Linked DNA regions of Homo sapiens: region 1 is linked to region 2. Evidence: read pairs that join two places in POLR2A ChIA-PET (ENCODE). Cell type or tissue: B cell. All regions are shown on one strand. Region 1 has its middle 37 kb from the start of TRAF3. Region 2 overlaps TRAF3 (TNF receptor associated factor 3).

The links. ChIA-PET counts read pairs that join two places held together with the same protein. Peaks named below come from ENCODE experiments on the same cell type or tissue, not always from the same donor. Only the 100,000 strongest peaks of a DNase experiment are listed, where the experiment ranks them.
Region 1: POLR2A ChIA-PET joins it to region 2 with 12 read pairs; 7 of 35 experiments call an interaction of 5 or more read pairs at or near these places.

The regions. Positions count from the first base shown.
Region 1 is chr14:102,738,659-102,742,658 of GRCh38, forward strand. No RefSeq gene overlaps it. Among named protein-coding and RNA genes, the nearest start is that of TRAF3, 37 kb to the right of the region's middle. In B cell, no CTCF peak of the experiment used is centred here; no DNase peak of the experiment used is centred here.
Region 2 is chr14:102,797,416-102,801,415 of GRCh38, forward strand. The region is part of intron 1 of TRAF3 (TNF receptor associated factor 3); the gene reads left to right. Among named protein-coding and RNA genes, the nearest start is that of TRAF3, 22 kb to the left of the region's middle. RefSeq lists an enhancer at 1,403-1,452. In B cell, no CTCF peak of the experiment used is centred here; no DNase peak of the experiment used is centred here; H3K27ac peaks cover 2,389 bases.

The DNA of each region.
Region 1 (4,000 bases), 59 kb before region 2:
ACACATTTAGTTGGGGGTGTACGTGGCTGCCAGGCCTTTCTTGGTAGCTGTCCTCTCCACGGCCCTCCAGGCTGCTGAGCCTCGGTCCTCTTGGTTGAATGCCTTGTTCATGAAGGAGATTCAGAATTGAAATGTGTTCCCCGCTCCCCACCCCTCATTCCTCTGGCCACATCCTCCTGGCCTTCCTGCCCCAGCCTACATTGGGCTGCAGCACCTTCCAGCTCTGTGAAGCTGAATCTTGCCTGGCTAGGAATCAGGGGCTTGGATTCTGTCCCTGAATCACTGTGCTGTGAGACAAGCCCCTCCCGCCCCTGGTGTTCTGTTTCTCCATTTGAGTGGGGCCGGCAAGAGCCAGGTACATGCCCTATCCCTTTGGATGCCCTGGTGAGGAGGTGGCCACTCAGCTGCCTCCCCAACCAAATGGCCGGTAGATCCACAGCTGCCTCCCACATCAGTTGAACTGGGATGGGGTGCGGGGCATATGGGGCTGGGGGAGGTTCCCAGCCTTTCTGGGAGTAGCCAGTAAGGACCGTGTCCCTGCAGGCCTGTCCCAGCAAAGTGCCCGGAGCTGCATGCTCTGCACAGCCCTTAGGCTTTCCTGGGACCCAGCAGGGTGGGGCGGGGATGCCTTGGGGGCAGCCAGCCTGAGGCAGGTTCCAAACCCTGCTCTGCAATGTGAGTCCTTCCAGTTGTTGAGTCCCTTCTTGGTAAAAGGAAATCGTGCCTTTGAGGCATTTGTCAGCAAAAGCATTTCTTGAGCCCCTGCAATGTAGCTTTGGGCAGGTGATGAGCAAGACAGACAGGGTTCCAGCCCTGAAGGACCCTGAATTCCAGTCGGGAGACAGAGAAATGGAAACATCCACACAGGGAGGGTAGCAGCAGGTTTCCTATGATTGGATTAGTTGGCTGAACTGTGCCACCATTCAAGCCTGGGGTGCTGGGATGGGCCAGGAGGTAACCCCAGGCCTCACCCCACCCTAGCCCAGAGACTCCCTCCCTGTGTAGAGTCCAGGAAGGCTTTGTCGGTGATTGATCTGACTTCCAGAGATGCCGAGCCCACCCTGCTAGGGGTCGTGATTCATCCGTGAGCCAAGTTTTACCACTCAGTGGTGGTCCAAGGCTTTCAACAGTGGGAAGGTAGGCCCTGGATGTGCCACATGAAGGCAGAGGCTGGCAGGGGCACTGTGACCTGCACCTTTCCACCTCCCCGCCCCAAAGCTGGATCGTGGTCTCTGAATGCCATTTCCCACGGAAAGGAACCATGTTCTTTGGAGAAGTGACTGGATTTCGCTATGGGAGGAAGGAAGTATACAAGGGGAGCCTGGGAATCTGATGCCAGAGATCAAAGAAGCACCCAAAATGATGGGGTCACGTCCGAGGGACTTGGGAGCCAAACTAAAGGACCTCCTACTGGCCTAACATGCCATTAAAAAAAAGGACATTGATCAAAACAGTAAAGATAAGAATACAAAAATTAATAATGATAGGTTTTTAAAAAATTTTTTTTTTCTTTTGAGATGGAGTCTCACTCTATCGCCAGGCTGGAGTGCAGTGGTGTGATCTCAGCTCACTGCAACCTCTGCCTCCCGGGTTCATGCCATTCTCCTGCCTCAGCCTCCTGAGTAGCTGGGACTACAGGTGCCCACCACACACCTGGCTAATTTTTGTATTTTTAGTAGAGATGGGGTTTCACCATGTTGGCCAGAATGGTCTCAGTCTCTTGACCTCGTGATCCACCCGCCTTGGTCTCCCAGAGTGCTGGGATTATAGGCGTGAACCACCCGCACCCAGACTAAAGTTTCATTTGAGACAGGGTCTCACTGTGGCCCAGGCTGGAGTGCAGTGGTGCGATCATGGTTCACTACAGCCTCGACCTCCCGGCTCAAGTGATCCTCCCACTTCAGTTCCCCTGCTAACCCGCCTACGAGTAGCTGGAAGTACAGGCACATGCCACTGTGACTGGCTAATTTTTAAATTTTTTGTGTGTGAGACAAGGTCTTGCTTTGTTGCCCAGGTTGGAGTGCAGTGGTGTAATCACGGTTCTCTGCAGCCTCAACCTCCTGGGCTCAAGCAGTCCTCCCACCTCTGCCTCCCAAGTAGCTGAGACTTACAGGCACAAATCACACCTGGCTAATTTTTTTTCTTTTAATTTTTTTTTGTAGAGACAGGATTTTGCCATGTTGTCCAGGCTGGTCTCGAACTCCTGAGCTCAAGAGTGCAGTGGCACAATCTCTGCTCACTGCAACCTCCATCTCCTGGGTTCAAGTGATTCTCCCACCGCAGCCTCCCAAGTAGCTGGGATTACAGGCATAAGCCACCGCGCCTGGCCAGCCCAGCTAAATTTTCAACTTTTTTTTGTAGAGACAGGGTCTTGCTACGTTGCCAGGGCTAGTCTGAAACTCCTGGCCTCAAGTCGTCCTCCCACCTTGGCCTCCCAAAGTGCTGGCAGTACAGGTATGAGTCACTGTGCCTGGCCCAAGAACTTAAGTACTTTTTTCAGTGCATGTCTGCTGTTGCTAAATTCTTTCCTTTAAAAAAAAAATCTGGCTGGGTGCAGTGGCTCACGTCTGTAATCCCAGCACTTTGGGAGGCTAGAGCAGATGGATCACCTGAGGTCAGGAGTTTGAGACCAGCCTGGCCAACATGGTGAAACCCCATCTCTACTAAAAATATAAAAATTAGCCAGGCATGGTGGCAGGTGCCTGTAATCCCAGATACTCAGGAAACTGAGGCAGAGGAATTGCTTGAACCCGGGAGGCGGAGGTTGCAGTGAGCAGAGATTGCACCATTGCACTCCAGCGTAGGCAACAGAGCAAGACTCCATCTCAAAAAAAAAAGCCAAAAAAAAAAAAACTAAAGTCATCATTATTTTGCATTTATATTTGATAGATGTAAAATATAAATTTTCTGTTTGTAAAATATTAGGGTTTTATTTTTGTCTTCTGGCACATTAAGGATGTAATTCCATTGTCTTCTAGCTTCCATAGTTTTAAGCAAAAGTCAACACACAACCATTTTACTTCTCTGAAAATAACATTACTTTTTTTTTTTTTTTTTTTTTTCTGAGACAGAGTCTCGCTCTGTCTCCCAGGCTGGAGTGCCGTGGTGCAATCTCAGCTCACTGCAAACTCTACCTCCTGAGTTCAAGCAATTCTCCTGCCTCAGCCTCCTAAGTAGCTGGGATTACAGGCATGCACCACCACACCCAGCTAATTTTTGTATTTTTAGTAGAGGTGGGGTTTCACTGTGTTGGTCAGGCTCGTCTCAAACTCCTGACCTCGTGATCCACCTGCCTTGGCCTCCCAAAGTGCTGGGATTACAGGCGTGAGCCACCGCGCCCAGCCAACATTCCTTTTTTCTCTGGCTGTTTTAAATTTTTTTTCTTTGTCTAGGGCTTTCATCTAGTTGATGATGATTGCCTGGATGTGGCTTTGCATTTGTTCTGCTTCATTATGCTCCTGGGGGGTTCACTGAGCTGCTCAACTCTGTGAGTTGGTGCCTTTCATTTATTATTATTATATTTTAGAGAGATAGGGTCTTGCTTCATCACCCAGACTGGAGGGCAGTGGCACAATCAGGGCTCACTGCAGCCTTGATCTCCTGGGCTCAAGTGATCCTCCCATCTCAGCCTCCCAAGTAGCTGGGGCTAGAGGCACGTGCCACCATGCTCAGCAAATTTTAAATTTTTTGTAGAGACAGTGTTTCACCATGTTGCTCAGGCTGGTGTTGAACTCCTGGGCTCAAGAGATCCACCTGCCTTGACCTCCCAAAGTTCTGGGATTACAGGCATGAGTCGCTGCATCCAGCTGAGTTGATATATTTATTTATTTATTTTGAGATGGAATCTCACTCTGTTGCCCAGGCTGGAGTGCAATGGCATGATCTTGGCTCACTGCAACCTCCGCCCACCGGGTTCAAGCAATTCTCCTGCCTCAGCCTCCTGTGTACCTGGGATTATAGGCACCCGCCAGCATGCCTGGCTAATTTTTTTTTTTTTTTT
Region 2 (4,000 bases):
AAGAATGGTGGGAAGCGTAGAGATTATCTGTTGGTAAGCCAGAGGCAGGAGGAAGAGGAGGAGGAGGAGGAGATAGTGGCGTCCCTCCTGCAGAAACCCCGCAGTGGAAGGACAAGATTGCAGGAGGAGTTAGAGACCAGTGGTCTAGTCCCCATCTGTCTTTGTGACCTTAGGCAAATCATTGAATCTCTTTGAAAGCCTTGTCTCCTTGCATGGCATATGGAGATTATAGTTGCTGTGAAAATAAAATAATCAGTTTTTAAAAATCCATAAAAATGAAAAATGGTATTTAAGGTTGAAGGCACTTGTATTTCTTTTTCTTTCTTTTTTTTTTTTTTGAGATGTAGTTTTGCTCTTGTCACCCAGGCTGGAGGTGCAGTGGCGTGATCTTGGCTCACCGCAACCTCCGCCACCCAGGTTCAAGCGATTCTCCCGCCTCAGCTTCCCGAGTAGCTGGGATTACAGGTTTGCACCACCACGCCTGGCTAAGTTTGTATTTTTAGTAGAGACAGGGTTTCACCATGTTGGTCAGGCTGGTCTCCAACTCCTGACCTCAGGTGATCTACCTGCCTCGGCCTCTCAGAGTGCTGGGATTACAGGTGTGAGCCACCACGCCCAGCCTAGGCACTCGTATTTCTTAGTCGGGAAAGAGAGGACAGGATATGTCCACCACACATTCACCAGTTCAGCATGTATTAACTACTGTGTGCCTGACTAAGCTTAGGTACTCAGTGTATTTTCATGTAAAGAAAAACAACATTTAAAACATTTAAGTGAGCACTGACCAAATCTAGCTTAGTTCAGAAAACCCTTTTTTTTTTTTTGAGACTGGGTCTTGCTCTGTTGCCCAGGTTGGAGTGCAGTGGTGCGATCACAGCTCACTGTAGCCTCGACCTCTCAGTCTCAAGTGATCCTCACTTTCTAAGTTTCCAACATTTTTTGGGCCAGGTACGGTAGCTCACACCTGCAATCCCAGCACTTTGGGAGGCAAAGGTGAGCAGATTGCTTGAGTTCAGGAGTTTGAGACCAGCCTGGGCTTTATGGAGACCTCATCTCTATAAAACAAATATAAAAACTAGCCAGGTGTGGTGGCGTGTGCCATTAGTTCCAGCTCCTCAGGAGGCTGAGGTAGGAGGACAGCTTGAATCTGGGAGGCAGAGGTTGTGGTGAGCTGAGATCGCACCACTGCACTCCAGTCTGGGCGACAGAGCGAGACCCTGTCTCAAAAACAAAATTTTTTTTGTAGAGATGGGGCCTCTATGTTGCCCAGGCTGGTCTCAAATTCCTAGGTTCAGGTGATCCTCCTGATTCGGCCTCCCAAATGGCCGGGATTATAGGCATGACCACTGTACCCGGCCTCAGCAGACCTTTGTAAAGCACTTCATGGGTGCCAGTCCTGCTGTTACAGTGCTAGGTAAATGCATAAAAATGCTCCATGAGGCATTCTGTGTTCTCAGGAAATTCAGACTGCCAGTTTCAGTCTGGAACGTGACACTTTATGAAGGAGGCAATAGAACAAAAAAAGGACAAATTACAGGATTAGTAATTATCAAAAGCTAATACCGAGGTCAGAATAGGACTCTTGTTCAGTTTACATGAGGAATTTAACCAAATGAGCTTCTGCAGAGAACCAGCATTAGGGTGGTGACCAGGCTGGGGTACATACATGTCATATCAGAAGTGACCTGAGACTGGGTGTGAGAAGCAGTGGCTGATTTGGACTACTGAAAGCAGAATTAAGAGTCTGGTGGCATTGGGGGGAGATTAGTGCTGTGGAAGTCCTGCTCAGAGTCTTTCTCATGATGGGTACATTTGGGAGGAGCTTAGCAGACATCAGAGGACCTGCAGAGAGTTGACACAGCGGGAGGAACCAGCTGCACTACCACTCATGTTCTTTTCCATCTTAGCATCTCGTGAGCATAATTCAGAATACACAGTTTGATTAAGTATGTGCAGATTCCATTCAGTTCATGAATTCATTCCCACAGTGTAGCCTAGCCCAAGTGTTAGCACTTCTTTACTTGTTTTTGTTGTTGTTGTTGTTTGTTTTTTTGAGACGGAGTTTCACTCTGTCGCCCAGGCTGGAGTGCAATGGTGCGATCTCTGCTCGCTGCAACCTCCGTCTCCCAGATTCAGGCAGTTCTTCTGCCCCAGCCTCCTGTGTAGCTGGGACTACAGGCACATGCCACCATACCTGGCTAATTTTTGTATTTTTAGTAGAGATGGGGTTTCACCATGTTGGTCAGGCTGGTCTTGAACTCTTGCCCTCAAAGGACCTGCGTGCCTTGGCATCTCAAGTGCTGGAATTACAGGCTGAGCCACTGCTCTTGGCCAAGCACTTCTTTTCTCATAGTCTTCTGCTAAGTATTTCCTTCTGTCAGCTGCCAGGCAGCAATAGTTTTCACATTTGTTTGTGGTTGTCCTCTAGAACTTGGCCTTTAGTGTGGTATGTGTAGGATTTTGTTGATTCCAAGGGAGGGTGAAAAATGCTGTGATCCCCAGAACCTGGGATGGCTGGGGTATGTTGTCTCTGAGGAATTTAATAACATTTTGTGGTCATTGCTGGAATCTTCCTAGACTCCTTTGATGGAAAGTAGGGACTCCAAGGGGAACTCCTGACTGGGCTTGCGGGCTGCCTTCTCAGAGCCCTACTTTATTAGTGATTTATTTCTCTTAATGGGCTATTAGAAATGACCACAAAAACTGAGGCCCCCACCCATACAATTTCTATCAGTTAAGACCCTGGAAATTCAGATTTAGAGGGAATTTTTAAAGAACTCCTGGGAGTGCTGATGCCCTGCTGGACTGGGAGCCTCTGGTCCAGTGGAAGCAGCACATTCCCTCCAGGAGCCCCAGTGCTTTAGGAATGCAGTTTCCCAGGCCCTGCCTCAGACCTGCCGACTCACAGTCAGCTCTCAGAGAGGCTGTTAGGTGATCATTGCGTTCATTTAAGTGTGAGAAGCACCGTGCAGGCTTTGGGTGAGAGAGTCGGGGTTCATACCTTGCCTCTCTTCTTTCCCAGCTGCATGAACTTGACCAAGTTATTTGGCCTTTCTGAACCAGGACCGTAGCACATAAAGTGAGTGCGATGGTGCAGGCCCCAGTTCCTCAGCCACAGTGCTGAAACCCCAGAGCCTCTGAAAATGGAATGTTTTTTCATAGATTTGGTGCCACTTGGCCTGAACTTATGTGAGGCTATTTATAATCTCTATTCCACTTAATATGAATATTTCATTATTTTACCACAGATGGTTAATTAACATGTTTCCTGTTCTTTTCCTTTTTTTTTTTTTTTTTTTTGAGAAGACTCTTGCTCTGTTGCCCAGGCTAGAATCAGTGGTGTGATCAAAGCTCTCTGCAGCCTTGAACTTCTGATCTCAAGAGATCTTCCCACCTCAGCCTCTCAAGTAGCGAGGACTACAGGCTTGTGCCGCCACACCCAGCTGATTTTTTAATTTAAATTTTGTAAAGAAAGGGTTCTGGCCGGGCGCGGTGGCTCACACCTGTAATCCCAGCACTTTGGGAGGCCAAGGCGGGCGGATCACGAGGTCAGGAGATCGAGACCACGGTGAAACCCCGTCTCTACTAAAAATACAAAAAATTAGCCGGGCGCAGTGGCGGGCGCCTGTAGTCCCAGCTACTCGGGAGGCTGAGGCAGGAGAATGGCGTAAACCCGGAAGGCGGAGCTTGCAGTGAGCGGAGATCGCGCCACGGCACTCCCGCCTGGGCGACAGAACGAGACTCCGTGTCTTCTCACTTTGTTACCTAGGCTAGTCTCAGACTCCTAGACTCAAGTGATCCTCCCACCTCGGCCTCCCAAAGTGCTGGGATTACAGTCAAGAGCCACCACACCCGGTGAATTAATGTGTTTTCTTATGGTTACTGCCTCAGACTTCCCTGGAGTGTTATATAATATATAATATATAAAATATGCGTACAATATTTCCTTTCTAAAATTCAAAAAATTCTGAACTCTGAAACACATCTGGCCTCGGTTTTG